Linked DNA regions of Mus musculus: all the other regions are linked to region 2. The links are chromatin loops, found by intact Hi-C in ENCODE. Cell type or tissue: heart. All regions are shown on one strand. Links, peaks and the distances in the headings refer to the core of each region. The heading gives the core; the rest is flanking DNA.

Evidence for each region. A loop is a pair of places that touch in the nucleus more often than their neighbours do. Peaks named below come from ENCODE experiments on the same cell type or tissue, not always from the same donor. Only the 100,000 strongest peaks of a DNase experiment are listed, where the experiment ranks them.
Region 1: a loop joins it to region 2, with 2.2 times the contacts of the local background. A loop is called at or near these places in 3 of 42 quality-filtered maps.
Region 3: a loop joins it to region 2, with 4 times the contacts of the local background. A loop is called at or near these places in 19 of 42 quality-filtered maps.

Annotation. Positions count from the first base shown.
Region 1 is chr6:124,411,133-124,421,888 of GRCm38, forward strand. Pex5 (peroxisomal biogenesis factor 5) reads right to left here and starts at 3,935. Exons shown (of 16, transcript NM_001277805.1): 1 at 3,841-3,935; 2 at 3,155-3,318; 3 at 2,875-2,910; 4 at 2,437-2,569; 5 at 2,137-2,268. The coding sequence starts at 3,301. D830015G05Rik (a long non-coding RNA gene) reads left to right here and starts at 3,940. Exons shown (of 4, transcript XR_378022.4): 1 at 3,940-4,759; 2 at 9,536-9,611; 3 at 10,122-10,180. In heart, for the core only: a CTCF peak has its summit at 4,835 (motif pointing right); DNase peaks (open chromatin) are centred at 4,029 and 4,709; H3K4me3 peaks cover 2,175 bases; H3K27ac peaks cover 2,172 bases.
Region 2 is chr6:124,474,395-124,485,150 of GRCm38, forward strand. No RefSeq gene overlaps it. Among named protein-coding and RNA genes, the nearest start is that of C1rl, 13 kb to the right of the region's middle. In heart, for the core only: CTCF peaks have their summits at 6,055 (motif pointing right), 6,261 and 7,362 (motif pointing right); DNase peaks (open chromatin) are centred at 3,177, 3,727, 6,945 and 7,282; H3K27ac peaks cover 624 bases; H3K27me3 peaks cover 228 bases.
Region 3 is chr6:124,536,826-124,547,581 of GRCm38, forward strand. It overlaps C1s1 (complement component 1, s subcomponent 1), which reads right to left and starts at 5,534. Exons shown (of 12, transcript NM_001097617.1): 1 at 5,443-5,534; 2 at 4,508-4,663; 3 at 3,964-4,171; 4 at 3,496-3,673; 5 at 536-661. The coding sequence starts at 4,530. In heart, for the core only: CTCF peaks have their summits at 5,708 and 7,846 (motif pointing left); a DNase peak (open chromatin) is centred at 5,686.

The DNA of each region.
Region 1 (10,756 bases), core at 1,396-9,395, 64 kb before region 2:
AAGTTACTGGGTGCTAGGAGTTCCTCCTGCAGGAGAAAAAAGGCTGAGAGGAGAAACCATCTTAAGTCCATTATCTCAGACCTTGGCTAGTCAGACCGTGTGACAGCCTGGCCTAGAACTTTTGTAACTTTCTCCACATGTGTCTCTTCTCATACTTGGAAAGGGGCAAACAATGCTTCGCTCTGTGAGCATCAGGAAGAGGGAGGCTGACTTGGTCCTCCCCTCTTACACTAATTAGATAGGCTTGGGGAAGAAAAATCAACGCACAGGGAGGCAGTAGCCGAGGATGGCCCCAAAGACACACATTGGGCTAAGACTCTTAAGCGTGTGGCCTGGCTGAACAGAGTAACAGCTCCGTCCACAGAGTTATTCCCAGTGACACCTAAGGAGAAACCTAGACAACAGACTGTCAAACTGTCCACTGTGCTCCTATCTGTAGATCAGCGCTGCCCCCAACCCGGGCCAGAGGCACTTCTCTGCAGTGTCAGAGTGCTGAGACTAAGGGACCGTCGCACACTCAGCACTAAACGGGACGTCTCGCTCACCCCACCTTGCCAAAGGGGATGTCTCAGAAGAGTGAGTGGAAAGAATGTGGGAACCAGAGGCTGGAGTGGGGTGCTGTGAGACTTACTGTTAACATGTATAAAATGCCTAAGAAAAATAAAAAGATATTCTACTTAAAAAAAAAAAAAATGAACCAGGTGTGGTGTCGCACACCTTTATCCAGCACTTGGGAGGCAGAGGCAGGCAGATTTCTGAGCTCGAGGCCAGCCTGGTCTACAGCCAGGGCTATACAGAAGAACCCTGTCTCGAAAAACCAGAAAAAAAAAAATTGGGCTGGAGAGATCACTTAGTGGTTAAGAGCACTGACTGCTCTTCCAGAGGTCCTGAGTTCAATTCCCAGCAACCACACAGTGGCTCACAACCACCTGTAATGGGATCTGATGCCCTCTACTGGTGTGTCTGAAGAGAGCAACAGTGTACTCAGAAATAAAATAAATAAATCTTTAAAAAGAAAAAACATTAAAACCAAAAACCAAGTCACTCACAATGCTGCTTTATCTTAAGCAAGTCATAAACTCAGTATTCTTATCTAGAAAATGGTCCTAAAAACAACAGCTAGAACTTGGGATCTTGCAGAGATAAGTAAACAACACATTCAATGCACTTAACACAGAGAAGCTGATATTATTTCTATTGTTACAGATGATCTTTACCCTCAAAGACCATCCATAAAGAAATTAGTTTCTAAAACCCATACAGATACAAAGTTCTGAAGACTGAAGTCTCTTACGTGAAATGATATATTTACATATAACCCACAAAAATCCTCCCATTATTCTGACATCTCTAGATGACTTATAATACCCTATATAATGTAAATGTTACATATATAGCAATTATATCAATTAGGAAATAGTGAATACACACACACACACACACACACACACACACACACACACACATGGCCAGGCATAGTGGTTCATACTTGTAGTCCCAACATTCAGGAGGCGAGGGCAGGAAGATCTCAGTTACACTGGAATTTGGAGGACAGTCTGGACTACAGAGATCCTGTCTAAAAACTCAAAGAGCATGTATACGTTTAGTGCAGACATACATTTTCCATTTTCTATCCACAGTTTGTTCAATCTACAAATGAAAAGCCAATATATATACAGGCAGCCTAGCCAGACTTCAGGGTTCTGAACTCCACAATCAATTTTCTCAGACCCCAGTCCTACTCAAGATGGTTGAATTGCCAGAGTCCTAGGTGCCGAGATGAATACTGCTCTCTTCCTGGGCTACCCATCCAATCTCTAGCTCCTCTCCACTAGACTTAAGCAGTCAAGTTACTGATAAAGAGGCAGATCTAATCTCTCATTCATATTCTCTCTCTCCCTCTCCACCCCCTCTCTTTTTTTTCCAACCAAACCCACTTTTCTCTTTATTATGTTTTGATTACCTACAATTGTTATAAGAAGTCACATTTAACATCCTACAGAAATGAATCAAGAAACTAGAAAAGTCATTAGTAGCGAAAATCACCTTCCATCCCAAGAGGAATCAGGACGCCCAGCAACACAGGACATGTAAATGCTCCCTAACAACTACTACAGATGTCCCCACAAGCCTCACCTGTAACTTCGGCGATGAATTCTTGGGACCAGTCGGTCTCATTATAATCTTGAGCTACATCCACAGCATCTCCAGCTGCAAGAAACTCCTGGGCCCAATTCTCAGACAAGGCCAAATCTGCCACACCAGGGGCTTAAAAGAGACAAGAGAAGACTAAGAAAAAAAGAAAACAGGTTCCTTCACACTCACTCATGGGCAACACCTCCTTTTTCTCCTCAGCATCTCAGTCCCCCGATGCCAGCAAAACCCAAGGATGGAAGCCCTCTGGCCTCTTCCCGTCTTACCAGGCCCTGAACCCACCTCTCTGAGGAGCCTGGCGAAAGTTTGACTGTTCAATCTCCTGCATCTCTGCCAGGAGGTCATCCATCTTGAAGGTCTGAGGGGCTCGGGATACAAGAGTTGCATTCTGGTCCTGCAGGAATTCTGACACCAACTATTACAGAGAGATGGTCGGATGAACATTAGGATCAGAGGGCCTCAGCCAGAGGCAGGGCCCACTGATGTTGGACAGAGAAACGAAAACTGGAGATAAATAAAGAAAAAAAAAAATCTATCTGTAAATTTGGAAACCAGAAAAATACCCCAAAAAGTAGACGAAAACATTGGCAGGCAATCTCATTTGGTAAAGAGAGTTCAAAGACTGAAGTATGAGTGGACTGATTTAAAAAAAAAAAAAAATCACCACAACCCCCCCCCCCAAAAAAAAAAAAAGACAGAAAAGAAACTTGCTCTGTTTACCTCGTCTTCAGTTCCTACTCCCAAAGGCTTGGAAACCTAAGATAAGAAGGAAAGAGACAATAGCAGGCTACAACCCAACTCTAACTCTACTGCTTAGGTGGCCTGAGGCAAGTCAAGAGCCTTCACAAAGCCTCAGCTTCTTTGTCTATAAAATAGTAGTCCTTGTCTGTGTAAAGCCGCACAAGGCTCACTCCAGTGTTACTGAATGGTGACTGCTATTACTTTAACACAGAGAAAGCAGCTGTCAGGTGGAAGAAATAGGCTCTCCTAGAACACTCACGGTCTCTGCTGCTGAGGCTCCCGGAGGCCAGGGGCCAGGCCTCAGTCCCTCCTGCCGAAGGGCCTTGTCCTGGGTGAAATGGGTGGCCAGCTTCATCAGCGGGTTGGCACCCCCACATTCGCCCTCCACCAGCTCCCGCATTGCCATGGTGACCAGCAGCTTCCCTGATGGACAGAAGATTAGAACTGTGGTCGGGAAGCCAGACTTTCCCAACGCACGCCTCAGGCCCTATCTAGAGCAGATGGGCCCACGACGGCTCCACAAGGGCCAGGCCCCCGGGGCCACCCCCCGAGGTGTGTCTGGAGTCCAAGAGGAGGCTGTGTCCTGCCTTCCCACTCGAAACGCTGCTTTCGGCTCGGGCTTCCCCTCCAGCGGACGGCAGCTCAGACACCACCCGCCAACAGCAGCTCTACAAAAGGGCCTGGACCCCTGGGGAGCACGGGGAGCGCATCATAAACACGGCTAGACCCGAACTCTAACCTGACGAGGGACAGCGGGGACGCCTTCCACCGTACACCGGGACCCACACCCCCGGTCAGGCGCCAGCTGCGGGTCCCGATCCCAGCTCGTGTCACCTGAGCCCCCTCCCCGGCCGCGCCCGTCCCCGCCCAGCGCCCCGCGCCCCCAGCCCCGTCGCCCCAGCCTCGACCCCGTCCCACGAGGCCACCGCAGCGGCGGGGACTTACGGGCCTCGACCCCGCGCCCCCAGGCTCCAATGCTCGCCGTCGCGGGCCGCACCGTCCGACCGGCCGAGGCACCCGGAGTGGGCTGGGGGAAGGGAGGGGGCGGGAGCAAGGGGGCGGGACTCGGCCTTAAAGGGGCCGGGACGGCGGCGCTGCGGCCCAGCTCAACGGAAACGGGTAAAGGGGCGGGGCCTCAAGCTTGCGCAGCGTGATGGGCGGAGCCGAGATCCTTAAAGGAGACAGTCCTGGACAGTTGGATTGGGGAAACCTGCAGTAGTCCCTAGAACGCCAGGATTTATTAGTGGAAAACTCAGAGGACTGGAGCTAGAAGAGGCCTCTCTGGCTTTGGAGAAAAACCAAGGTTTCAGGTTCCACGGTTCAGCTCTCTTTCCTGGTTCTCCTGCACCTCTAAATCGCCCAAACTGAGCCCGGGAGATTTCGGAGGTCAAATCTATGACCTGCTTCGGCCTCCTAGGCCTGACCCCCCTTCCAACAGACGCTCCTTCAGGACAGCGTCACAGCCTCCAAGGAGACAGGGGCCTGCCTCTACCATCTCTGCGTAATGAAGAAAATAGCTCCGGATGATGACAAATTCTGGTGACTAAAATAGGGTCCAACGCATTTTGAGACCTCAATCCTGTAATGGATGGGGAGAGTGCTGTGAGTCACTCCTCTCTCCTCTTTCCTACTGGTCAAGGTCACGATGGCCTGATTCCCTGCAGCTCCAAGTTGGGGAAACGTGGCAAGGAATACCTTTGATCAGGGAATATGAACCTAAGCCTCAGGCTCCACCATCTGCCAGAGAAATGGCTCGGGTGCCAGACCTCAAGGTCACACTGGAAAGCAAACCTTGATAGCTCACCTAGGTCCAAGACCGACGGACTCCTTGACGTCCTGAGAAGGGGAGGGGTTCAGAGTGCTGGTAGGTGGGCTAGGAGGAAACTGGTTCTAGAAAGGCCTGACGTACGTCCCAACCCGGGGTGCGGGAGAAGCAGGTAGTCTGTAGGTGGCGCCCTGGGGCAGGCTTGGTTCTTTGCTGCCCTGATGATTTCAAAGGTAGCCTTCCTCAGGGAACACAGGCAGTGTAAATTCGTCCCTGGGAAAATAGAAATTGCCCTTATAACTGCAGTGGTTGAACAAGGCAGAATATTGTGCAATGTTTCTGTCTTTAGTACACTGTCAGTATCTTTCAGAGGCCCTAACACACACACATACACCCATTCTCCTTGACCACAAATTTCATCCCTGTCCACTGTTTCCAGGCTGCCATTGTAAAGAAAAAAACACCTAGCAACGAATAAACTAAACCACACCAAGGAGGAAAGGATGCCATCTTGGAAGATGAATATGTTAAAACAGGAGAATCTCTGGAGAAAGCAGTGTTTAAGGAAAGCATATGATGGTTTGAATTTCTGGTCATGGGGAAATGGGAGAGCATCTCCCAGAAGCATTCAAAACGCATCACACACATAACCTCCTACTCTGCTAGGAGGTTAGTAACTGATTAGCAGGAATTTACCATGCCAAGATCTTGGGAGAATAATTGAGATAATAACCGATGCTTATGAAATGCATGTTAACCCCCAGGTGTTGCCTTAAGCACTTGGTGAGCATTAGCACTTTTAATCATAATCTTCATAATACTCCTATGAGAAAGCTATTACTAACCTCCTTTTACAAATAAGACTTGCACAAAAATCAAATAGCTAGGAAGTCAGAATCGATGCAAGCAGTTGGCAGCGTGGCTCAGTGGTAGAGGTGTTTATACACAGGCCTAAGGGCCTGAATTTAATCCCTTGGGCCCACAAAGTAGCAGAAAAGTTATTTCCCCTGAGAGTTGTGTACACACACACACCACACATACATCGTATACCGCACACAAATTTAAACAGTGCAAGCACCAGACACCTACAGCCCTGCATCCCAGACTTGGAGAAGTCTTCCTTGTAGACCTTAAAGACCTTTGATATAAGCCAAAGACTTCTTCACAATGCCTGGCCCACAGTCCCAGGGGAAAGGCTAAATTAAGTTATGTGGGTGCTTAATATTTATAATTAGCTCATTAAAGTTTTAAATATGAAACCATATCTTCTTCATCTAAGTTCAAAGTTAAAATCATATTTTACCCATAAAATAAGAAGTTATAAAATAAAGGTAAACATTCCTTAATATTTAGCCAATTCAAGAGGAATAGGCTGAAATCCTCTAATTTTCAGACCCAAGTTACATCACCACAGGCTTGATTTAAACATTTTTCAAATACTGACTTATATGATCCACTTCATAACTATTAATGTCAAGGCATCCCTGTTTAACAGGCGAGGGAACCGAGACAAAAACTGTTGGATCTTGCCTGGGACTGTGATATGGGTTTTAAAAGCTGGGACTTGCATCTAGGCCATTAGCATCAAGCTTTGTAAAGAGCCAATCAATGAACACGTTTGGATCTACACTGTCTGTCCCTGCTTCTCTGTCATTTCACAATAGGGCCATAGAACAAGCATGGCGGTATTCCAGTCAAAGTTCTTGTGAGCAATGAAGATACTGCTTCATTTAACTTCCACGATAAACCATTCTTATAACTTTATTTCAATTGCTTTAAGGGGGGGGACCCCACATGCCCAGCTTTTAGACTGTACGAAAACAGGGCACAGGCTCCGTCGTGCTTTGCTGGCCTCTGACCTAGATAGCCCAGTTCCTGGATCTTATTTTTCACTGTGTAACCAGACTCAAGCTTGCTGCAATTCCCAAGCCTCCACATCCTGTATGCTAGGATCGTGGACATGAGCTGCTGTGCCTGGCTTCAATGGAGAGGGGCATTATGGTGGTTCTCATGTAGCCCAGGCAGGCCTTGAATTCCCGGTCCTAGTTCTCCCTTCTGAGTGCTGGTATTACACACGTGTGACACCACACCCCTTGCTGAGATGAGCTCTGTCCCTGCCGGGATCCCTAGGCTGATTTCCTGACCAATAATGAAATCCACTTCTAGCTTATAACTTAACCAATTTTGTCAATTCTGTGTTCTTTAAGTGCAATTTACATTTACACAATTTCACTTGAACAAACAAATTTCTTTGTACGTTTTCAAGTCCACATTCTTTTCTCTTGGAGGGGGATGCTTTAGTTTGTTCTTGTTCTTGTTCTTACTGTTGTTCTTGTTTTTAAGACCAGAATCCATCAAGACATAGTAGTGCACAACTTTAATCCCAGTACTTGGGATGCAGAGGCAGGCAGATCTCTGAGTCAAAAAAAAAAAAAAAAAAAAAAAAAAAAAAAAAAAAAAAAAAGAAAGAAAGAAAGAAAGAAAGAAAGAGAGAGAGAGAAAACAAGAAAAGAAAAAAAGAATGAGGATCCAAACCCCCTCCCTGGGGTTGCTATACAAGAAATTGTGAACCAAGGTCTTCACACAGGCACATTTGGAAGGGTATCTTCTTTTAATTCAGTTGAGGTAAAAGTCTTACATAGTACTCAGAATCTCATATCACACTGCAAAAAATGTTCAGGTATCAATCAAAGTTCCCTCACTTACCAAGACCCCCGAACATCTCAGGCTGGACCGTATCAACATAAGCGCCCAGTTCTGAGATGACAGAGGCATTAGCGTTATTTTAGGGTACTTATCATTTAAGAAAAAGCTTCATTACCACAAAGGGGAGTTAATTGAGTGAGGAAAAGAAATCAGCAGAAAGGGCAGAGTGGAAGTGGGGGACACTGGGGCCAAATAAGAACAAAATATAGTGATATTTGTACAGAAAAAATATCACAATGACAACCTATTTCTTTAAATGCTAATCAAATAGTTCTAAAATGTTTCATTGAGCAATTATAAATCCTTCTGAATCGACAAAACACACAGAGCCAGGCTGGGAATACAGCTCAGTGGTAGGCCACTTGCCGAGTATGTGCCAGGAGCAGCAAGAAGTCCCCATGCCCAAGGCTCAAAGTTCATTTCAAACATTAAAAATTACAGATCCCCAGCAAAGACACAGAAGATATATTTTTAAAATACTGCTGCCAAACCATATCTGTTACCTCACCACTCGAAACAGCCAATGACTCAAATACAGGTTGTAGGGCCAAGGAAAAAGATTTACCTGAAAGCCATCAAAACTAAAGATGGACCGTATGACCGACAAAGACTCTCTGGAAAACTAAGGTGTCTTACCCTGTTTTAACAGGGCCAGGGGATGGGGAAGGAATTGGTACAATAGTAGAGAAAGAGCCGGTGACTAGAGGCTTTTAGGCAAAGCTCACTGGCCTGAAATAGGATAGTCTTAATTACCTATATCTTGGTGTCATCAGCCCTGGAGGGGAGCAGAGAGCTTAGGGAGGTTTAGGTCAAATTAATCTTATAGTTCCAGAGAAGACATTTCTGACGTGGTTAATAGGATGTGAGCAGAGTTGAACAGAGATCTGACCCAAAGGTTAAGGTAGCCAAGGGGAACATTGGTACAATACTGAGGCAGCAACGCCCAGCTTGATTCATCCTGTCTTTGTCATCCTTGAGCCATCCATATTCCCATAGGAAAAGCCAGTGCTTTCAGCTGAAGCACTTCAGGCCCTTGAAGAGTAACCTAGGCAACTGCTATCATTATACATATATGTCTCAGGGGTTGTATACCACAAAGCCAGTGAGAGGATAATAATATATCAGTCAGGTATATAACCTTCAAAATTAGCTACTAACTAAAAACAAGCAAGCTAAAGAGTCAACCACTTAGGCTTTCCCATGGTTATAAACCAAATAGAAAATCTAGGACTGAAATATGCAATAATCAACTTTAAAAAGGTTCACCAAGGGGCTGGAGAGATGGCTCAGTGGTTAAGAGCACTGACTGCTCTTCCAAAGGTCCTGAGTTCAAATCCCAGCAACCACATGGTGGCTCACAACCATCTGTAATGATGCCCTCTTCTGGTGTATCTGAAGACAGCTACAGTGTACTTACATAAAATAAATAAATCTTAAAAAAAAAAAAAAAAGGTTCACCAATAGAATGAATAGGACAGAGGAAAGAATCAGTCACGGTTGATGGGACATTAGAAATTATTCAAGCTGAATGACAGAGGAGAAATAGACCAGAGGGGGGAAAAAAATCAAATAAACAGACCCAGGGCCTGCAGAACCCATAACAAAAGATCCAGCACGTGCATCTTCAGAGTGCTAAGGGAGGGGGATGGCTGAGAGGGTACCCTAAGTTGCAACCAAAACTGCCCTGAATTTGGCAAGAGCTCTAGATTACAGATGAAAGAAGTTGAGCAAAATCCAAACAGAATAAACCTAAAGAAACACATACCAAGGCACATATTATCCAAGTTTCAAAAACTAGAAACAAGAGAGAGATTGAAAGCAGCTAGAGCAATAAGAGAGAACGTGAGGACATTGTCAATGAAAGAAAATAAAGATAATTTGTGCCTAGCAGATTTGTGGAGAGGAAGAGCTAAATAAAGCTCTATAAACAGGATGGAAACAAAGAGGGGACCTCGGAATAGAATGAGAAAAGAAAGACTGATGTAAGCAAAATTTCAAAATCATGTCATTGGTGGGTTGGTTTGGGTTTTTTTTTTTTCGGGGGGAGGGGGTTTGGACTGAGCTTTAGTGAAAAGAATTTGATTCACAATCCTCCAAAACGTTAGTTATATTCACCACACATGAGTTGCAGTAGCTATTCTGACTCTCATCTAATTTTCTCGTCTACAGCACAGGAGTGGGAACCTCAACTGATATGCAAGGGACAAACACAGGAATCTAAAGATGTTCATCACCATATGCTTAGGTAATTGTAAGTGAAAACAATGACGAGAGGTCAATATACACCTATTAGGATGTCCAGCATCCTAAGTCTGACTCTATCAAATGCTGGCGAAGATGTGGGTCAAGAGGGACTATCAGTCAGTTCTGACAAGAGTGCAAGATGGCTGTAGTGGCTATTCCTGGTTGCCATCTTGACTATATCTGGAATGAACTACAATTCAAATTGGAGGCTCAAAAGTGATCCTAATCTGGAGGCTGGGAGATAGAAGTTTCTGACCTGGATCTTGGCTTGGAGACTAGAGGCATAGTGGCTATGAATTCCAGAAGATTAAGACAGGGAGACCTCTGAGTTCAAGGTCATCTGGGATTAAAGGCATGGTGGCACACACCTTTAATCTGAGCTACACTTTCTGTTGGAGACCTCCATAAGGACATTGGAAGAAGGAAGATTCATTCTCTCTCTCTCTCTCTCTCTCTCTCTCTCTCTCTCTCTCCTTCACCTGCTTGCCTTATGGGACTGAACAACTGCTAGATCCTTGGACTTCCATTCACAGCTGCTGCTGACAATTGTTGGGAGTTGGACTGCAGACTGTAAGTCATCAACAAATTCCCTTACTATATAGAGACTACCCATAAGTTCTGTGACTCTAGGGAACCCTGACTAATACAATGGCATAGCCACTTTTGAAGAGTTTGGCCACTCCATAAAAAGCTAAATATATTCTTACTATACATATGTATGATCCTTTGTAGTTAGCCAGATGCATTGACAAGTTAAATACATGCAAAACACTACATATATCTATTCATAATTACCAAAGTTCAAAAGCAGCCATGAAGCCCAAGATGAATAGACAGGGTCTATTCATCATCCATACAATGGAAAAGTATTCTACATGAGAAAGAAATGAGTTATCAACATAGTAGCCTCAGCACTAATCTACGTGGTTCTAAATCTATGACATTCTAAAAAAACAAAACTGGATACTGTAAAAGACCAGTTGTTGTCTGGGGTGGAGTCAAAAAGGAGGGATGAATAAGTGAAGCACCAAAGACCAAGGTAGCTCAACTACACAGCACTGTAATTGAAGTGCATGGCACTGTCTGTTCCTCAAGTCCCATAGAGTGGAAAGAAGAGAAAGGCCTAGGGAGTCGTGGGCTGTGGGT
Region 2 (10,756 bases), core at 1,941-9,940:
TCGGGATCATCTCTCCATGCTAAACAGCTTCCAGCTCTCCTTCCGTTCAAGCCTGAGTTAGCAGCTTCTTGGTCTTTAAGCTTTGGTTGCCTTCCTGTAATTTCAAGCAGAGGGTCCACACAGATGGACACGGAACACTTTCCCACAGAACTCTACACAGGCTGCGCGATTTGTTCTGTTTCGCCTGTCTTCTGTGTGGAGAAAGGCCTGGCTGTGGATGTGTGTGGTTGACAGGGGCGGGGCCGTATCAAAGGCTCCATTGGATATGGCAACGCCTTCCTTCCTGGTCCAATCACAAATGTTGACAGTGTGTGCAGAAAATGCCCGCCATAGCTTTCTCCTCCCTGTTGCAGAATTTCCCCTAATTTACTATAATAATAAATACGAGAAGCCAATCACTGGGCGAGAAGGAGGCAGGACTTCCGAGTCTGAGAAAGGAAGAGGGAAGGCAGGAGATGAAGAACTTCCTTTTGGATGGCAGCGGGAGAGAGGTAGACACATGTTGGCTGGAGGCTGTTAGTTCCGGTGGTGGATCCACTATGATTTGGATGATATGGGAAATTTCTAACGTAGAATAGTTGATAAATTTAGGATGCTAGGTTCCACGCCCAGTGATTGTGTTATTTGTTGATTCTAAATTTAGATTGTCTGGTATCTTCTCGCAGCGATTCAACGAGCTTCAGGGAAAGGTAACCACTGCAGAACGTGGGTTTGTAAGAGTGCGCCCCGGCTAGTCATGGAAATTTGGGAGTGCTGAGCTGGCTTGGCAGCGGCCAGACACAGCGTGGAAAAAGCAATCTCCGAGTTCTGGAGAGGCAGAACCAACTTTGGTGGGACAACCATTGGCAAAAGGGAAACATGCCATCTTGGTACCGAGACCACCGGTGCCTAGCCGGCGATAGTGTGCATCGGCTTTTGTTTTTTCTCTTTTCTCCTCCTCCTCCTCCTCCTCCTCCTCCTCCTCCTCCTCCTCCTCCTCCTCCTCCTCCTCCTCCTCCTCTTCTTCTTCTTCTTCTTCTTCTTCTTCGCCTGCGATAGTGTGCATCGACTTTTGTTTTTTCTCTTTTCTCCTCCTCCTCCTCCTCCTTTAAAAAGATTTATTTACTTATGTATAAAGCAGGCCAGAAGAGGGCACCAGATCTGATTATAGATGATTGTGAGCCACCATGTGGTTGCTGGGAATTGAACTCGGGACCTCTGGAAGAGCAGCCAGTGCTCTTGACCTCTGAGCCGGATTGTTTGGTTTTTTTTTTGTTTTTTTAAGATTTATTTATTTATTTTATGTGACTACACTATAGCTGTACAGATGGTTGTGAGCCTTCATGTGGTTGTTGGAAATTGAATTTAGGACCTCTGCTCGCTCCGGTCGGCCCTGCTTGCACCCAAATATTTATTTCTTATTATAAATAAGTACACTGTAGCTGTCTTCAGACGCACCAGAAGAGGGCGGAGCCACCATGTGGTTGCTGGGATTTGAACTCAGGACCTTTGGAAAGAGCAGTCAGTGATCTTACCTGCTGAGCCATCTCGCCAGCCCCAGATTGGTTTTTAATATTATGATTTTGCCCAGAAGATGGAGCACCTACAGCAGTGGTTCTCAACCTTCTTAATGCTTCAACCCTTTAATACAGTTAAAAACTATAAGATTATTTTTGTTGCTACTTCATAACTGTAATTTTGCTACTGTTATGAATTGCAATATATATATACCCAATATGTAGATATGATATGCAATCCCTGTGGAAGGGTCACTTAACCCCCAAACGGTTGGCAACCCACAGGTTGAGGACTGCTTCCCTACAGAGCCCACTCCTGTGGAGATGAGCTAACTCAGCATCCTTAACTCATTTCTCTGCTGCAACCCCATCCATCTCCCTACTCACCTGTGTAAAACAGCACAGTGAGCTTCCTGATGCTGACTGAGGCTTCTCTATCAGAGAGCCCAGTTTCCCCGGCCCCAGCTTTCCGTTTGTCCATGTATCTGTTAGTTCCCCAACTCCAGCAGTCTCAGGAGCTTTGCTAGGTCACGTCACTGTGGTGTGTGTGGACATGTCTCTGTGCGAGAGTGCCCTAAAGCCTCACTGACAGCCAGCCCCCACCCCTTCCTTTGTGTTCATAACAATAACTACGATGTCTTCACTGGCCTAGGCCAGTAGCCCACGCCAGAGCTAAAAGCATCTCTGGACAGGTCACTGTTGAGATGGACGGACAAAACCAGGTAAGTCCCTCTGCCTCTGAGCTTTGTCCTCTTCTGTTCCGTTGCTGCGCACGCACAGCAGGTCTGCTCTCTATCCCCGCACCCCACCCGCCCCAATCGGGGGTCCTCTCTCTTTTCCTGGTTATTTCAGGAAAGTGCTTGTTCCATCCCCTAGACACAGCTGCAAGGAAACTATCGTCATCTTCACTGTAATTTAAAAAAAAAAATGTCCTCTGGGTCTCCGGTGCCACGAGAACACATGGGGAGGGGCAGCTAGACGGCAGTGCCCCCTCTCTGTGAAGTTGCTCCCATGCTCATTCTCGGGTAGCCACTGTACAGCACAGGTGGGACAGGGTGGGCTGTCTGCAGATGAATTTACCAAAGTCAACGAGAGGGGTGGGGAGCAGAAGAGAGAAGTATGCGGCTCGATGGCTGAGACACACAGCTTCACCCGGGAACTCAGGGGTCATTGGGCGAAAGGGATGGTGCAGGGTGTAATCGAACCCCCTCCAGTTGACAAGCCATCCACCTAGGCAGTGGATAGAGGAACCTTTCCTGAAGATGTTCACTGCAAGATGAAGGTCCACACACAGCTGTTCGGATGTGGGTGGTTAAGTTTAGACTTTTTTTTTTTTTTTTAAAGACAATCTTTTCATGGAAGACACACACTGTGATTGGCCTTCAGGAGGCTAGAAGGTCATTCTTCCCGAGTTTTCTCTAGGCTGCTCTGCCATGTGCCTCTTCATCAGCTCCTTGGGTCTTTTAAATCTTTTTCTAAGCCCCACCTCCTCCTGTGTTTGATTTCCCTATGGGTATTGATCTGTCCAATCCTGTAACTATGGAGAACGAGTGCCTTCAGACTCTAGAAATGATCCCTGAAATGTTGTCCTTGAAGGTCCCTTCACAGGCCATCTCCTCCCACAATGCATCCGCTGGGGGGTGGCCAGAGTGACAGAGAAAACAGAAAAGAAGTGAAACTGTCATTGCCAAGGCTGTGGCCCTCTGGAAGGTTCCCCCACCAGCTCTCATTTCCAGTGCTCGCTCCCCAGCGGGTGACCTGTTTTGAAGGCTGTAGTGCACTGGTTCTCAGTGTGGGGGTCAAATGACCCCTTCCCAGGGGTTGCCTAAGACTGTCAGAAAACATGTTTATATTACATTCCGTTACAGTAGCAGAATTACAGTAGAATGCAGTAGCATTGAAAATAACTTTATGGTTGGGGGGTCACCACAACACACGGAACTGTATTAAAGGGTCACGGCATTAGGAAGGTTGAGAACCGCTGCTATAAATAACGTCTTTAGGAGGTGGTGTGTGACTGGTGGGAGCTTTTGAGTGGTACGCCCACTGCTTTCTCTGCCCACCCCATGTCTGCTGCAGGGTGAGCAGGCACGGCCCCGTGCTTCCACCACCACAGGTCAAACCACACCTCTACACTTTCCCACCATAGCAGGCCCAATCCCTCTGAAACTAAAGCCAAAGGAAAGTTTTCCTCCACTAAGTTGTTCCGGCTTGGTATTTTATCTCCATGGTGATAAGAGTAACAAACGTGGTTGAAAAGCAACTCTGGCGACTTTGCTTATTTTCCTGTCTTGCGTAACTTCTGACTCCGGAGTGTCTTATGGAGACGGCCATGTGGTAAGGAACAGGGACCACATCTTAGAAACAGACCTCCTGCCCAGTCAGGCTTGCAAGTGCCTCAAACCCGGAGCAGTTGAAGCCTATTAGGGACCCTGAGGCTAGACTGCCTAACTGCTCCTGACCCCAGCAACTGTGTAAAATGATACGTGACCTTCGTCTTAATCTGAGGGAAGGGACAATCGGTTACACAACAGATAACTAATATTTGAATTCCATCACATTTGGCTCATTGCCAGCCTCAGGAGTTACCAAACCAGCAAGGGTGGAGATGACTTGGGGTGGTAATCACGTGGAAACCACCAAAGGCTGCAACCTTCTCTCTCCCTCACTGGAACCGCAGACACCAGTCTCTCTTTGAGTTCACGGAGACTTTACCCTCTCGAGGCTTTTGAAAAAAGTCCCTTCCCCCTTCCTTCTGCAAGCTCCGTCTGCCCCAGTGATGTTAGAGGTCCCAGGTCCTCCCGTAGTGGCAAAAGGGGCGTCCAGCGTTTCAGATGGCTCCCGATCCCTCATGCATGTGTGCTCCTGCTCTATGGCATCAGCAGGACTCAGCGAACATCGGAGTCTTCAGAGAGAGGGTGGGCAGAGATGCAACCTCAGATGGCAACCAGTCAGAAATTCCACAAGGGGTGGAACGCTGAATTAGAAATGGTGGTGCCCTAACAAAGGCTTGTGATGCCAGAGAGGGTGAGGAAAATGTTATAAGCACTTGACTTATAGCACAGGTCTCAGTGCCATAAGCAGTGTCTTCAGCCTGGCAACAGGGACTTGCACTGTCAGCTAACAGGTGCATAGCACCCACCAGAGCCATATCTGCCATCTTCCAGGACCCTGTTACCAAATGATAGACCCTCCGTGAGCACCAGCTGGGCAGGCTACTCATCCACTCTCAGGGCTGCTCCTTCCAACAAAAGGTTCCTATCAAGGAGTGATGGGTGTGTCTGGTCAGAAGGGCATAGTGCCTGAGAAGTAGGGAGAATTTATTTTGGCTTGTGGTTCCCGGGATATCAGTCCTTTAATAGTAAGGTAGGTATGAAAACTAGAATGGCTTGATCTGTGGCAGTGTGAGTGTGTGGCACGGCTTGTTCACATGTAGGGAGATCACAAATTAGATATAGTCTTCAAGCCTCCAGCCTTACCTGTCCCACTTATGCTGGCTAATCTACATCACACATCCCAAAGGTTTCCTAGCCTTCCCAAACTATCATCATGGGGGGGCCATGTTCTCAAACACATGGTCCTGTGGGGAACAATTACACCCTAACTATAATAGCACCCAGCAATGGGCAGACATGTATTGCTGGTTAGAACCCACACTATAGAATCACACATGGGAGCAGGGCTGCATCACTGGCCTCAGCTCCCACCCTCAGATCCTAGGCCCACCCATCTACCACCTTCTCTTCCTCAATGAGATCAATGCTACTTCCCCGCTCTGGACCACACCCACATAAGGACCTAAGTTGGAGCTGATAGGCCAGGCCCTGCAGTCAGTCCTGAGCATGTCAAAATTTACAGGATAAAGTACTTCCCTCAAGGATCTAGTCCTGTGGGAAAGACAAACAAGTGGACAGGTATTCAGATATGCTTGAGTGCCTAATAAACACAGGTGAAGTAAGGTCGCCCTGAGCCAGGCCTCCCAGGGGACTAAGCAAGGAGAGAAGTAATAATGACAGTGGCTGGCTGACCATGAACGCTATTTGCCAGGTGCCACCACACACACATAAATAAAAATTATTTTATTTTTAAAAGAGCCCTGTCACAGCTGGGCCCAGTGGTGCACCTGAGAGGGAGGGGGGCCACAAGTCTTGATCATTCTCTGCTGCATAATAAGCTTGGGCCACCACAAATATGTTAGACCTGTATGGGGTCAGGGAGAGACGGGGTGTGTGTGTGTAAAGAATTGCCTTTCTGTGCCGGGTGTGGTGGCAATCCCAGCACTCGGGAGGCAGAGGCGGGCAGATTTCTGAGTTCGAGGCCAGCCTGGTCTACAGAGTGAGTTCCAGGACAGCCAAGGCTACACAGAGAAACTGCCTCGAAAAAACAAAACCAAAAACAAAAGAAAAAATAATTGCCTTTCTTTGTCTCCATTTTACAGTTAAAGAAACCAGGGAGCAAATTGCAATCATTTACTAAGGTTATATATAAAATGAAGAGGAACCGACTATCCAATACCTCCGATTTCTGAACTATTACCAGACACAAATGTAGAGCACATAGCTAGCCTCTACCACTAGGTGGCAGTAGTATCTCCACTACCCACCTCCCCTCCCTTTTTTTTTTTTTTTTTTTTTAATCCTTAGAGACTGTCAAATATCCTTATGGTGTAGTACTGCTCTGATTGGGAACGACTAAACTAACCATTTTTCTCTCTTATCTCCATAAACTCGTAATGAAGTTTATTGTTCACCCAGGACCAGGCATCCTCCTAAATAATTTAGGTTATTAACTCATTTAATCCTCACAACAGCTCTTAAGTGCGAGCATCATTGCTCTGTGTTCCACGGAGGAGGACATCAGTAGCACGGAGATGTTACGCACATTGGAGACAGTCCCAAAGCCTCTGAGTAGTGGCGCCTTGGTCTGAGCCTGTTGAATGTGGCCTGGAGCCACTGCCTTTGCAGCAGTAGTGGGCTGAAGGACGTGGAGATTGGGGGTGGGGGGGTTTCGAACAAGTGTGAGAAATTTGGACAGCATAAGATTGGTAGTGAGAGTGTAACGCAGAGCACAGCCAAACAGAGCAGAAAGAGGCTGAAGAAAGAAACTGAGAAGACACAGTTACTGAGGAGGACAGACAGACAAACCGCTCACTGGGCTCGGGCAGTGAAAAGATGTCAGATGGGAAGGGTATGATTAGCTTGTAGGCGATGACAGCAGTAGGGAGGATGGGCTGGAGCGCTAAGATTCATGGCTGGATTTTTGTGGGGTCGATTTGGACGAAGCTCTGAGTGTCCATGACTTAAGCCCATGATAGGAGACAGCATTCGGAACAAAGTCATCCGAGCCACCCTGTCCCCCAAGCCCTGGCCTGCCCACACCCCTAATGTCCATTAAGAGCAGATGCTCAGGCTCACAGCCCGCCTGACTCAGGCCACCTCAGCCCCTGATGCTGTCCTGGATCTCCCTTCAATCCTGGTCCTGGCTCCAGGAGCCCCAGAGGGTCCTGGCCCCCGGGGCAAGGCTTGGAAAGTAAAGCCAGACTGAGCTGGTTCGATGGCTCAGCAGAGTAAGGCCTTTCGCCGCCAAACCTGATGCTTGCGTGTGATGTCAGGACCCACATGGTAGAAGGAAAGATGTTACTGCCTCAAGTTGTCTTCCGACTTCCACACATGCTGAGGGTGGGCGAGAACACACACACGTTTCCCCAAAAAAATCAAAAGTAGAGGTGGCGTGGAGTAGCCAATACTGTCCCAGGCCCCTCCACCAGGTCCCTAGTTTGACACTTTGCACTGGGCAGAGCTAGTAACTCCTCTTCCAATGAAAACTACAGGAAACCCCAGGCCCTTTCTCCAGGGGTCATCCCCCAATAGAACAGCAGGTGGCAGCACCATGATTTTTCACAGTAAAATCGAGGCTGAAACCTCAAATGTGTTTCTGTCCTTCTTGGACTTTCATCAACGCATCCTCTCTGCTTTTGCTCCGCCCCCACCCCCCTCACCCTGCTCCTGCCCTTTGCCCTTCTTAGTTAATGAGAAACAAAAGCCAATGGACCCAGAAACAAAGTTAGAAGGAGAGAGGAAACATCGGAGGTAGGGGGAGATCAGTTTGTTTTCAGACCTATCCCTGGTCTCTAGAGCCCACTGTCCCAACTCCCTCAGTTCCCCAAGGTTATATCTAAGGTGGAAAAGTTCCTCGTGACTGGTGATACAGCTCAGCGCTTGCCAAGCCATTGATGTTTTGCAGAGGGCCGGGTTTGATTCCCAACATCTACACGGTAATCTATAACTCTGGCTCCATAGTCTCCGGACACCCTCTTTGACGTCCCTAGGTATCAGGCACATAACGTACATGTATAGACAAAATATTCATGCAAATAAAGTAATTTCTTAAAATTTTAAGTCCCTCATTAGTGGTCTCAGCACCTGAGTGCTGAGGCAAGAGGATTACCATGAATTTGAAGCTAGTCTGCGCTACCAAATGAGGGAAAAATAAATTTCTGACTTTTGCCTCGTCTCGTTAGACAGGACCATTATTCAGTCACATGATGTATGTCTTTTGTTTTGATCCTGTGGGATTTTAAGTATAGTAATATATTTGGGGTTGGGATGCACACATGCCGCAGCATGGGCATGGACCCATAGTGGGTCCTCACCCTCCACCTTGTCGAAGCAGGGTCCCTTTGTTGCTTTTGCTGCTGTGAGCAAGCTCTAGGCTAGCCTGTCCTCAAGTTCCACCTGTCCTGTCACTATAGAAACACTGTGATTACAGACATGTGCAACGTGGGTTCTGGGGGATGGCTTCTGTGGCTAGCTCATGCTTTTACTTGCTTAGCCATCTTCTCACCCCACCCCACCCCCTTTTTTTGGCTCTTCGAGCTAGAGTCTCCCTGTGTAGCCCAGGCTAGCCACAAACTCACAAACCTGCTGCCATGGCCTCCCATGTTCTAAGGTCACAGATGTTTAATCCCAAACCTTGTTTACATTTATAACTTTAAATATTTAAAAAGTGTATGTGTGTGTTCACTTTAAAAGCTTCCTCGGTGCATACATTCTACCATGACACACATACTTTAGTTTGTTTCGTGAGTGTTCCCTATATCTGTGAACATAATGCATTTACAATTTTACACTTCACAGGCATGACACCCTACCTCACCCCCGAGCACCCCAGTCCCATGCCTGGCCTGCTTCCTCTTTGCCAAGAATCTGTGTGAGCCCAGGTCAAGAGCATCTTGTGCTCTCTCGTGGCTGGCGTTTGGATAAGGGAAACACATCAGAATCATGACACAGGATTGATGTCTAACTCGTCAGGTGTTGTGTTAGAATGAGATGATCCCTCCCAGCTTTCCTGAGGCCAGCCCCACTGGAAGGCTTCTGTCCCAGGAGACCTGTTGGTTTCCAGCACATCAGAGTGGTCCAGTGACAACTCATCTTCCCTGTGGACCTTACAGATTTAGAGTCATGAGAAAGAATGTCTCCATTGTCTTCCTGCTGCTGTGACAAACCTTCCAACAGAAGCAACCTGAAGAGTTATTCTGGCTCACAGTTCACGGGTGCCATGCATCAAAGCAGGGAGGTGGAGGTAGCAGGGGCAGGGTTCACATCACATCCAGAGTCAGGAAGCAGGAGGACAAAGTTCCCCTGCTCCTCACAAGCTGGTCTCCTTGTCATACAGCCCAGAACCCTTACCCAGGGAACAGTCCTGCCCACAGTCAAGACGAGCAACACACGCCTTTAATCCCAGCTCTCAAATGCAGAGGCAGGTGGATCTCTGTGAGTTCAAAGACAACCTGGTCCACACAGTGAGTTCTAGGAGATGTGGGGATTAGCAGTGAGACCCTGTCTCTAAGTAAATGAATAAATCTTAAAGATGGGTCTTCCCACATCAACTAATGTAATCAAGAAAACCCCTCATAGGAGTTTCTTTCACCCAAAAGAACTCAGGCTTTATGTTGTATATAATTTACAAAGCTGGAGAGACAGCCAAAATTAAAAATCCATTGAGAATGCTGAACAGCTCAAAGGAAAACAGCCTAATAGGTTAACCATGCATTCATCAGATTGAACCGTTATAACAAAGTATCATAGGCTGGAGAGATGGCTCAGCGGTTAAGAGCACTGACTGCTCTTCCAGAGGTCCTGATTCTCAGCAACCACAAGGTGACTCACAACCATCTGTAATGGGATCTGATGCCTTCTCCTGGTGTCTCTGAAGACAGCTACAGCATACTCGTCATTCATATATATATATATATATATATATATATATATATATATATATATATATATATATACATATATATATATATATATATATATATATATATATATAATAAAATCTTTAAAAACAAAGTATCACAGAGTTAACAGAAACTCACTTTTCCTAGTTCCGCCATGGGCTTGAAGTCCCTGGTCAGGGTCTTAATCTCAGGTGCTAGTGAGGACCTTGTATTGGGTGGAAGATGGCTGCCCCTTGCAGGCATCCTTAGACACTGGAACAAGATAATAATCCCTTACAGAAATGCCAATAGCCTCGTGTCTTAGGTGACTCTCATGGAGATGTGACTGTGTAATGAAGAGGGAAGACCCACCCTGGACCTGGAAGACACTTTCCTGAGGACGGGGGTGGGGGGTGGGGTCGGGTGGCTGGACAGAGTGAAAGGCATAAAGGTAAAAACCACTGCGTCCTCAAGTTCCCCTGCCATCTTTCTGGTCGCACTACAGACCAAGTCACCCTTGCCTCCCTGCCTGCTCTGCTCTTTCTATAAACCAAACCTTCCTACCTCAAGTTCATTTGTGCCAGGTCTTGCTCACCGAGCAAGGGGAAACATATGTTCCCTCTGTCAGAAACAAGTCCCTCAGACTCAAACAAGGTTTGGGGTTCGGAAGTCCTCTTTGCCCTGTGTATCATCCTTTTAACTTTTTCTTTCCCTCCCCGCCCCTCTCCCCGTCCCCTGATGGTATTAGGCAGCTAATTGCACACTTCACACCTTAAAAATTATTGAGAACCCCAAAGAGCTTTTGCTTATGTAAGTCCTATGCATTCATAGCTACTGGGCTGGAAATTCCAATGTTAGATTTTAATATAAAAAAATATGCAACGTGCATTCCTTTGGTTAGCAGGGGTGAGTCAGCACACATCCCGTGGCCTTGGATGCGCTCCACTGCATACTTAGGAGATCAAGAGAGAAAAGCAAATACCGTCTTGAGGTTTTTGTGGAAGTCCTTTTGACCCAGAGAAAGATGCTGAAGGACTCCTAA
Region 3 (10,756 bases), core at 1,180-9,179, 62 kb after region 2:
AAACCAACTTTACCTCGAAGCCTCCTGTTGTGCTTTGGGTCTTAATCATCTCCAAAAGTGACATATGCTAAGGGCTTGGTCACTGGCCTGTGACACTGTTAGGTGGGTGGTGGAATCTTCATCTAGCCTGTTAGCTGGAAGTAAGGTCATGGAACTATGACCTGAAAAGGACATTTGTACCTCTGCCCTCCCTCTCTGCCTCCCTGCTGCCCTGTGATGAGCAACTTTGCTCTACCATCTGACTCCCTTTCGTGATGATCCACCTGGTCACTGACCCCAAAACAATGGATCTGCCCACTCTACACCATGAACCAAAATAAACATTGTATCCTTATAACTGTTGAAGTCACCGTTCACAGCAATGTAAAGGTGATGGACCTTATCTTCCCCCTCCTGAGGATCCTATTCAGTTTGTGAACAGCTAACAGCAGGTGCAATTTGGAGGGAAAGCCTAATCAAACTTGGAACGATAGACTAAGCCCTCAATCCATCCCAAATCCCAGGGAACATGAAGACCTCTGGAGGCTAAACTCACCTCCACAATTCCTCATGTCATCGTGGAGGAAGTATTCTGGGGGACAGGAGCAGAAGTATCCACCAATGAAGTTATTGCAGAAGTGGCTACAGGGGACATCTGTAAAATCTGTGCATTCATTTATGTCTGCAAAAAGCAGAGAAAACTCAAGGTGAAGAACAAAGACCAAGAAGGAAGAACGATGGAAGCCAAATCTATAAGGATAAAGCACAAACAAACAAACTAAACCAGAAAAGGTTTGTTGCTTAAATACTCTCCAAGCCAGGTATAATGGCTCATGCCAGTAATCCCAGTATTCAGGTAGGTGAAACAGAAAGACATGAGTTCAAAGCCAGCCTGGGCTTCAACGCAAAACCTTTTCTCCAAGAAAGAAAGGAAGAGAGACAGACAGAGTCAGAGACAGACAAGACAGAGAGTAAGAGACAGAGGGACAGCTGGAAGGAAGGAAGAAGTGAAGGAGGAAGGGAGAGAGGAAGAGTAGGAGACAGCAAAGGAGGAAGGAAGGAAGACTCTAAGGCCCCAAGAACATCATGAAAGAGGGGGACATGCACAAAAGAATGTAGGAGCCAGAGGAACAGACGGAAGTTTTGCGGGATGCTGTCTTCCAGGCGTGATAGGCCACGACACTCTTAGGTCACCACGGCTGTTATTATCTGAACAAGACTGTGCCTGGCGATATCCTGTCATGGCATGGGGAAGGACTCAGGAGGACTCCACCCCACCCCGAGGCGCTATAGGCAACTAATTTATTACTGCAGGAAGAGAGACATCTTTAGCATGCAGCCACTGGTAAGGTGCCGATGTACCTATAAGTAACCCCTAGACAAGCTCTTACACAATCCTAATGAAAAAATAAAAAGGACTGAAAAGCAAAACACAGAAGAGAGGGGGGATTAGGAGGAGACAATGTACTGAGGGCCACTTGGACAAAAACATAGATGAGTATGAACATGTCATAATGAAACCATTATTATGTACAGGTAAGACATTTTAATAAAAGAAGTTTGGAGGGGTAGAGATATGGCTCACTGGTTAAGAGTATGTGCTATCATTCCAGAGGTTCAATTCCCAGCACCCACAAGGCAGCTCACAACGCTATAATTCCAGTGCAGTTCCAGGGACCCAATGCCTTCTGGTGGACTCCTCAGATACCCTATGTATGTGATGCACATACTTGCTAGCAAGCAAAACACCTACACACATGAGATAAATAAAAGATTTAAAATAATAAAATAAATCTTAACACACTTTAGTTTTTCAATATTTATGGATGTATTTATTGTATTGATATTTTATACTACATGCAGGTCTGGTGCACTTTGAGATCAGAAAAGAGTATAAGATGCTCTTGTTTTGGAGTTACCAACAGTTGTGAGCTGCCATGTGGATGCTGGGAACTGAACTCTGGTCCTCTATGAACACAGCAAGTTCCCTGAACTGCTGGGTCATCTCTTTCCAGCCCCATATTTTAAAATCTACGAATACAATCTAAACTACTTTTCTGAAGTCTGACTCAGAGCTGTGTTTTGCCACGGCGCTGTAAGGAGCTCCACCATGAAAACCCTATGACTTTTCTTGCGTACAAACTATACAACACCCTGCCCAATTGGTACATGCTGTAACTCCAGCATTCAGAAGACTGAAGCAAGAGAATCAGGAGTTCAAGGCCAGCCTGGGCTACATAGAGACACTCTGTCTGGAAAAGAAAAGAATCTGTGCCAGAGACACCGCTGAAAGGAAAGACGGTGGTGACGTCACCTGGGGAGAAAGGTTAGGACCTACTTTATAGGATGTTGGTCTTTCTGTAAAACTGATGACATTTGGACTTACGAGCAGGCCTAACTTCATTTTAACCTGGAGATGGATGTAGAAGGACCTAGTACCACATAGTCCTGCTTATACATTCCTTGGCAAAGTATTAATGTTCTCAGTTTTCAGTTTTTCCCTAGTCTTGAGGTTTCTGAGATCCTTTCAGACACAAAGGAAGCATTCATTCACTAAGCTGGAGTGATTATCTTTTAATACAGAGTCTTCTGTAACCCAGGCTGCCCTTGAATTCCTGATTCTCCTGCCTCTGCTTAGGACTGGAATTACAGGTGTGTGCACCATGACAGAATTCCCAGCCCTCCTTTTAATTTTTTTTTCTTTGAAACAGGATCTCTATTTATATACCCCTGGCTGTACCAGAACTCACTCTAGAGACCAGGCTAGCCTCAAATTCACAGAGATATGCCTGCCTCTGCTTCCTGAGTGATGGGATTAAATTAGCATTTCTTATTACTATCCATGCCCGTTTATGTGCATGACAGAGGCATGCCAGGGCAGACATATGAAGGTCAAAGGACAAGCGTATAGCGTTCGTTATTCCTTCTACCTTCTCATGGAACCTGAACTCTAATGGGTGGTTGTATAGCAACCATTTCACTGACTGAACTGTCTCAACAGCGTTCTCTTTACTTCTGATAGGAAGACAGGTTCTTACTAAGTTGCCCCTGTTGACCTAGAGTTGACAGTTCTTCTGCTTCAGCCTTCAGAGTGTATGGGATTACAGTCCTGCACCACTGAGACCAGATCCGTATCTTTATAGGAAGACCATGCCGACCACACTGCAGAATTGAGGTGAAGGTTGCATTCATGTAAGCAAGCCTCCTGATAGAGAACCATTTCTCAGTGGTTCTCAGTCTCATTATCTGCTTTACCACCACTAACATGCGATAAAGTCACACAAAGGCAAGGCAATTCCTAAGCAGACCCAGGGCAAGTCAACATTCATTAAAGATGTAAGCAGCCCGGGGGCAGTGGCACAAAGCTGGAGTCTTGGAGTGTCCACCCATGGCTGCATAGCCAGACTATGACTCAAAGAGAGAAAACAGAATCCTCATTTCATGCACTGCGTGGTCCTTTACCTGCCTCCCATCTTTTAGTTTGATCCAGATGTCACGTACAGACGGATGCCTTACCTATGGCAGTGTAGTATGCTGCAAAGCCCGTAAACCGTTCTTCGTTGGAGAAGTCTGAGGTAAAGACCACCTGAAGTTTATTGTATGGGAACTGAAACTCTTCTATAATGGGGGAGTTGGGGCTCTTGCTGGTCCTCTGGCCACAGAGTCTCCCTTCCTCGATGTCTCCTGAGATTATCTAAGAGAAGAAGGAAATGTAAAACTGAGAATGGGCAAAGAGAGCAGAACCTTTACTCCCGATCTCCAGCTCCGTCTGTCTGTCCGGTCTGTCTCCCCCACCCCCACCTCATGTTCCCCCAGTGCTGGGGACCAAACTCAGGGACATGTCCTTGCATGGCAAGTACCCTGCCATTGAGCCATGCCCCTACCCCATAGGACGGCTTGACAACACACAGCCCCCTAAATCCTCTCATTCCTCCATCCCCCCCCCGCTCCTCCCATCCCTCTCCCTCCTGTGCTGTAATATACCTGCACTGAGTCGTATGCACAGCTCTCTGACGGCTCTATGTCCACATGGGTAAAGTAAAGGTGAATCCCAAACCCCTCTGGGACTTCAATGTCCCAAGATTTCACGACGTCATTGGGGTACGCCTGGGGATAATTAGGGGACAGGATCTCCCCATGCATGGTGGGCTCAGCAGAAAATGATGCCAAAAGAGAAAACAGGACCAAACACCTGGAAGAGGAAAAAAAAGTCACACAGAGGTGGGAAGCCGGGAACCGATGGCTTCATGCAGAACTCTGACCGTTAGGCAGCCAACATGTCATGGAATAAACAAATATATACAGAATAAATAAATAAATAATTAAAAGTCAAGGTTCATATCTGAGCTCTTTCTAGAGAAATGGGAAATCACATACAACAGGCCTGTGTCTAAGTCCAGCACTCTGGGGACAGAGGAAGGGTGATGTTACGCCAGCTTGGGCTGCATAGTGACACACTGTCCCAAAACTGTGAAAGAGAGAAAAAAGGTAGAGATGGAGTCATTTCTGTAGATACCTGATCACTTACCACATCCCTGGCGATTTGCCCATGGCTCTCTGGCTCTCTGGCTCTCTGGCTCTCTGATTTTGGAGGTAAAGGGCAGTCAGCAGTCCTGGCTGTCTTTATCTGACAAATACAGGTGCTTGCTTTGGTAGTGAGGGACCACCCAGGGCTCAGTGTCACCTTTGAAAGAATACCATAGAAATAGGTACCTGTCAGGAATGGTCATCACATGATACCATGACACCCTCCCCAGTGAGATTTAGACTAACTTCCCAGACCAGCCCTCAATTAACCCTGTCCCCAAACATCTTCCAATATTCCTACAATTGAGTGAGGAGTTTCTCCCTGTCTTTTGTGTCCTCCTCCACCCACTCCTGGCCCCTTGCATCGGTCTCTGCATTTCCAAACAGGCTGGAGCTTCCAGACAGATCCTCTCCCATTCAAGCCTGCCCCCTTTGACAAGCTATTACAGGTGTTGCTTCTGCTGGTGGCCCAATGGCCACTGAAGGAGGAAAGTGTTTCCTTCAGTAGGGACAGGAAGGGACCTTGGGAGACGCTAATCAGAAAGAAAGTATGGCCGGCCGTGTGGTGATAGGATGCAGAGTGCTGGAAAAGGGAAAGCTGAGAAAAGTCAGGACATTCAGATATGCTTTCCCTTACTTTTCTCGAGTTGGTTTGTTTTGTCCTTTGCTTAAAGAGCAAGGTATCTTCCCATAGTTCCCAGAAAAGTCTTTCACAAATTGCCTCTGACCCCTGAAACACTGCTGTGTGAAAGGATGAGGCTGTTGTGGGGTGGGGCTGGGTCCTACATGTGAGAACCCGTGTCTGTATTCTGACCTCTCGCTGAGCTCCTTCCAACCCTCCATCTTTGCTCCAAACCTTACTGTACATGGTTCCTTGTCTTTCCCTCTTCCTTCATCAAAGCTTCTCTCTTTAAGGCTTGCTCTTAAAGTTGTTACCTTCAGGAGCTGATGGGAACAAGTGGGCCAGCCTCCTCTCCTGCCTCTGGTCATGCAGTTAAGCCCCTGCAGCTCCAGAGGGAGTGGCCTTTGCAGGAAGCTCCTCCCCACCTCCCTGTTCTGTTTGCTCTAAAGATTCCCTAAGGGAGTGTGTTTTTGCATGTCCAAAATTCCCTGTTCCAAACAGAGGGGGCTGGGAGATCACAATCTAGTTAAGAGTAATCAGCCTTGATCTTAGAGTGCCCTCTGCGTTTAAAACAAGAACTGCACCAGCTTTGCTGGGCTGAGAGGTCCAGAGCAAAAGGGGGGAATGGGGAATTTTGAGATTGCCTAATTCTCTCTTACAGCCAAAGGGTGTGTTTCAGAGCTTTTGAGGAAGTCAGGTGATTTATCTTCTTAAGGAGGGAAGGCTTAACAGGAGGGACGAAAACTAAACTCAGAAAGTCCAACCCTCTGTGTGATTCATGAATCAAAGGAAGAGAGTCATCAGAAGTAGAAGCCATTGTCTGGAGGCTCTAGGAGGCAAGATAGCTCAGCTTAGAAAGGTACCTACCTCCAGGCAGAAAGACATGAACTCTACATCCCCTGGGACCCACATCATAGGTGAACCAACAGTTCCTGCAAGCTGTCTTCTGAGAACATGCCAATGCAATTCTTTCTTTAATTAATACATAAATGCAACTCATCCTGCCTTCGAGACAATTTACACCTAGACGGCATGTGCACTCAAAGTTTCTTCGTCCCGAAAGTCCCATCTCAAGGCTGGGCAAGGTGGTTAATGCCTGTAAGTCCAGGAGAAGAATTTCTGAGAATCTGAGTCTAGCCTGGACTACATAGAGAATATCAGGCTGGCTAGTTCTGTATAGTACATTTGTTTCTTGTTTAATTTGATGCACAGCTATGACCTCAGTACTTAGGAAGTGAAGCCAGGAGCTATCAGAAAATCAGGGACAGTCTTTCTTTATATAGTCATTTGGAGGTCAACCTGGGCTACCTAAGATCCAAAAAGGCTTGCCTAATGTTGTTTCTCCAATTCTAATACATTTGCCCTCAAGCATCATTCTAAGTCCATTTGGAAATTATTTATTAACAAAGACATGAAAAGATGGTTCTGAGGTGAAGAGCACTGCTGTTCTTCCAGAGGACCCAGGTTCAAGTCCCAGCACTGGCATGGTGGCTCACAACATTTTTTTCTTTTCTTTTTTAAAGATTTGTTTATTATTATTATATGTAAGTACACTGTAGCTGTCTTCAGACACACCAGAAGAGTGCATCAGATCTCATTACGGATGGTTGTGAGCCACCACATGGTTGCTGGGATTTGAACTCAGGACCTTTGGAAGAGCAGTCAGTGTACTTAACCACTGAGCCATCTCACTGGCTCACAACTTTCGATGTAATTCTGGTTCCAGGAAACCTGACACCTTCTGGTCTCTATGGCCACCAGGCATTCATGTCGAACACATACATATATGCAGGCAAAATGCTCATACACATAAAATCAAATAATTAAATCTAAAAGAAAAATTTTAAATAGTAATGAACGTTGCTCTTCCTCCTCCTCCTCCTCCCCCTCCCCCTCATACACAGAAAGAGAGACAGAGAGAGACAGAGACAGAGAGAGACAGAGAGACAGAGTGAGACAGAGACAGACAGACAGACAGACAGAGACAGAGAGACAGAGAGAGAGGGGGAGAGAGACAGAGAGATATGGGGGCATCATCCCCCCATTAGCACACTGCCCTTTGGCTACTGAATATCATTCTTTAAAAGAAGGGTATCCCTGGGAAGAAACATGGAGGGCTATGTATCTCTAAACCTGCTGCCAAGCCTGCAGTAGGGCCCACTTCATCCAGCTCCAAGTGTGGGACAGGATGGGGCTCATGGGCCTGCCTGTGGAGTTAATGTGCTCAAGTCCTGGGAGAGCCCAAGATGCTCATGCCTGCGTTCAAGGCGGTGGCCAAGACCAAGACCAAGCCACAGATAAAAACTGCTAGGTCTTCACACAAGAAGAAGAGACTACCAGCGAAGTCCTAGTCACAGAGCTCTCATGGTGGGACCACCCTGGGAGACATGACAATGTTAAAAACAGAGACTCTTATGACAGATCACAAGGACAGCAATGGCTGTTTCAACTGAGCGACCTTCCTATGCCTCTAAGCTCCACAGGTAGGCCTTTCAGCCACCCCACCACCACCACCGCCACTGCCACATGCTTGAGAGGCAAGCGTCCTCTCTCTGAGAGCTGGGAGATCAGGGAAGTCGGTTTCCCTGTCCAGTCACTGTGGAAGAGCTGGGGCTTGCACACTTTCATTTTCCCCTCTCAAATACAGTACAGTAGAATCCTCTCCATCACCCACAGCCCTGCCCCCATCCCAAACCCAGTGTCCAGCTGGAAGCATGTTCCTGCCACAAGGCAGCCATCTAGTGTTGAAAATTAAAACATGGCTTAAAAAAAAAATGCTTAAAAAGAATCTTGCATTTCTTGTAACCTAGGTTTTACCTATCAGCCCTGACCCTATCCAGTGCTAGGAAACGCAGTGTCCTCATTCGGGGTCCTGATCCACCAAAACGAGTACCTACAGCTGTGACAGACACTCAAACGTGTCTCTTCTTTGAGAAGCCCACACCTTTCTCCTTGGTGTGTCTATTTCCTTCCTCACTGCCGCTTATACTTAAAATAAGGGTTTACAAACTTTTTTTACTGTTTTTATTTATTTGTTTATTTCTTGTTTTTTGTTTGTTTTTTTCAAAACAGAATTTCTCTGCGTAGACCAGGCTGGCCTCAAATTTGGAGGAGATCTGCCTGCGTCTGCCTCCCACTTGCTGGAATTAAAGACTTGTTCCCCACCACTACCACCACCAGGGTTTGTTTTTTGTTTTGGATTTTGGGTTTTTTTTTTTTTTTTTTTTGAGTGTTCTGGATTCCTTCCTCTGTCCCTCCCCTTACCCTTCTCAACCAGGCTGCCCCAAACTCAGATATCCCTGTGCCTCTGCCTCCCACAAATCTGTGGTTAACCACCAAAATGAGCTTTAAAAAGGAAAAGAAAAAAACCACTTTTCCAAAGAACTCCGTTTCTATTTCCTGCTGTCTTGAAATTCTGATCCTCGGGGGCTCTGAAGCCATCCCCACCTCCATGGACACTCTTGGGTGGAACTTTTTGGTTTCTATTTTAACCTGGAGCCCAGTCCTCAGAACCCCATCACTGGTTGGGCAGCTCCACCTCATAGAGCATCTTCTACAAAAGAATACTCTCTTTTTTAACCTTTATTTCTGTGTGAGTTTTATTTATTTATGCCTTACCTTACTACATACATTTCAGTGCCTGAAAATGACAGGAGAGGGCAGCAGATTCCATTGGAGTTAAATAGCCTGTTGTGAGCCTCCTTGTGGGTGCAGGGGAATTGAACCTGTTTCCCTGGACGGGAAGCCATTGCTCTTAACATCTGAGCCATCTCTCTGGCCTATTGGACAGTCATTCATCGACTCTTTCCAGGTATTTCAGATAGGCATCTCTTTTGTGACTCCTACCAATGACTTTCATAAAATTACTGTTTTAAAGCATTTTCCTCCTAGGGCAGTCTTACACGCATTCTCGCGACCGACCAGGAAAAACGCAACAAACCGGAATCTTCTGCGGCAAAGCTTTATTGCTTACATCTTCAGGAGCCAGAGAGCAAGAGAGCAAGAGCTCTATTGCTTACATCTTTAGGAGCCAGAGCGCAAGAGAGCAAGAGAGAGGGCAAGAGCACAAGAGCGCAAGAGCTTTATTGCTTACATCTTCAGGAGCAAGAAGCAAGAGCCAGAGCAAGAGAGAGAATGGCGAAACCCCGTCCCTTTTAAGGAGAATTATTCTCCACCTAGGACGTATTACTCCCTGATTGGCTGCAGCCCATCGGCCGAGTTGTCGTCACGGGGAAGGCAGAGCACGTAGGGTGGAAAACTACCCTTGGCACATGCGCAGATTATTTGTTTACCACTTAGAACACAGGATGTCAGCGCCATCTTGCAACGGCGAATGTGAGGGCGGCTCCCCACAGGGCAGAAAGGCTTTCTCTTGGACTTCATGCTTGTCGGGTACAAAAAGTCACCAAACAGGCACTTTTTGTTTTCGTTCTAAGACAGGTTCACATTTATTCCAGGCTAACTTCAAACTCACTATTCAGGAAAGGCTCGAAAACCTTCGAAATTGTGATTCTCCTGCATCTTCTTTTGGGTGCTGGGATTATAGGTATCACCAGACCAGACTCTATTCTGCTTTTTTATTTCATTTTTTTAAACGAAAAGAAACTTACTTTCTAGTGGGAAAAAAAAGACAAAAAAAATTGTGTGAAAGTTTAATGATAACACAATGGGTTTTATTTTCCTGTGTATATGTGATTAGCTTTTCAATTTATTATCTTCTGGAGAAGTAACCATCTGGTTTGCTTCTAAAAGTGAACATATTAGTCAGTTTTTTATTTATTAATTTATTTTGCTAGCAACCTTTTCTTTTGAATGCACAAAACAAGATGACATATATAGTGGATTTTTTTTTTTAAAGTTGACTGCAGGCTGGGCTGGAAAGATGCCTTAATGGTTAAAAGCACTGACTGCTCTTCTAAGGAAGAGCTGAGTTCAGTTCCCAGCAACCACACAGTGGCTCACACTCATCTGTAATGGGATCTGATGCCTTCTTCTGGTGTGTCTGAAGACAGCTACAGTGCACTCATATAAATGAATATTTTTTTAAAAATTTTGAGCTAGGTGGGGTTTTATTTTTTGTTAGATGATATTGTTTTGAAACAAGATCTCACTCTGTAGCCCAGGTTAGCCACCAGTTCCATGGCAATTCTACCATCAGCCTCTTGAACACTGGCATACAGGTGTGTCGCCACACCCAGCAGTTTTTTTGTTTCATTTTGTTTTGTTTTATTTTGTTTGATTGGGTGGTTTGGTTTGGTTTTGGGTTTTTTAGTTTGGTTGGTTTGTTTTGGCTTGGTTTGGTTGTGTGGTTGCTGGTTTGTTTGTTTGTTTGCTTGCTTGCTTGGGACGTTGTTTGTTTGTTTGTTTGTTTGTTTGTTTGAAACAGTGTTTCTCTGCATAGCCTGGCTGTCCTGGAACTTGTTCTATAGATCAGGCTGACCCCGAACTCACAGAGACCTGCCTGTGTCTGCCTCCTGCATGCTGAGATTAAAGGCATGTGCCACTATGCCTGGCTTTATTTCTTTTTCATGAGGCCGGGTCATGCTACACAGCCTTGAACTCACAGTCAGCTTACTGCTGTTGTTGTTGTTGCTGTAGTTGTTGCTGTAGTTGTTGTTGTTGTTGTCG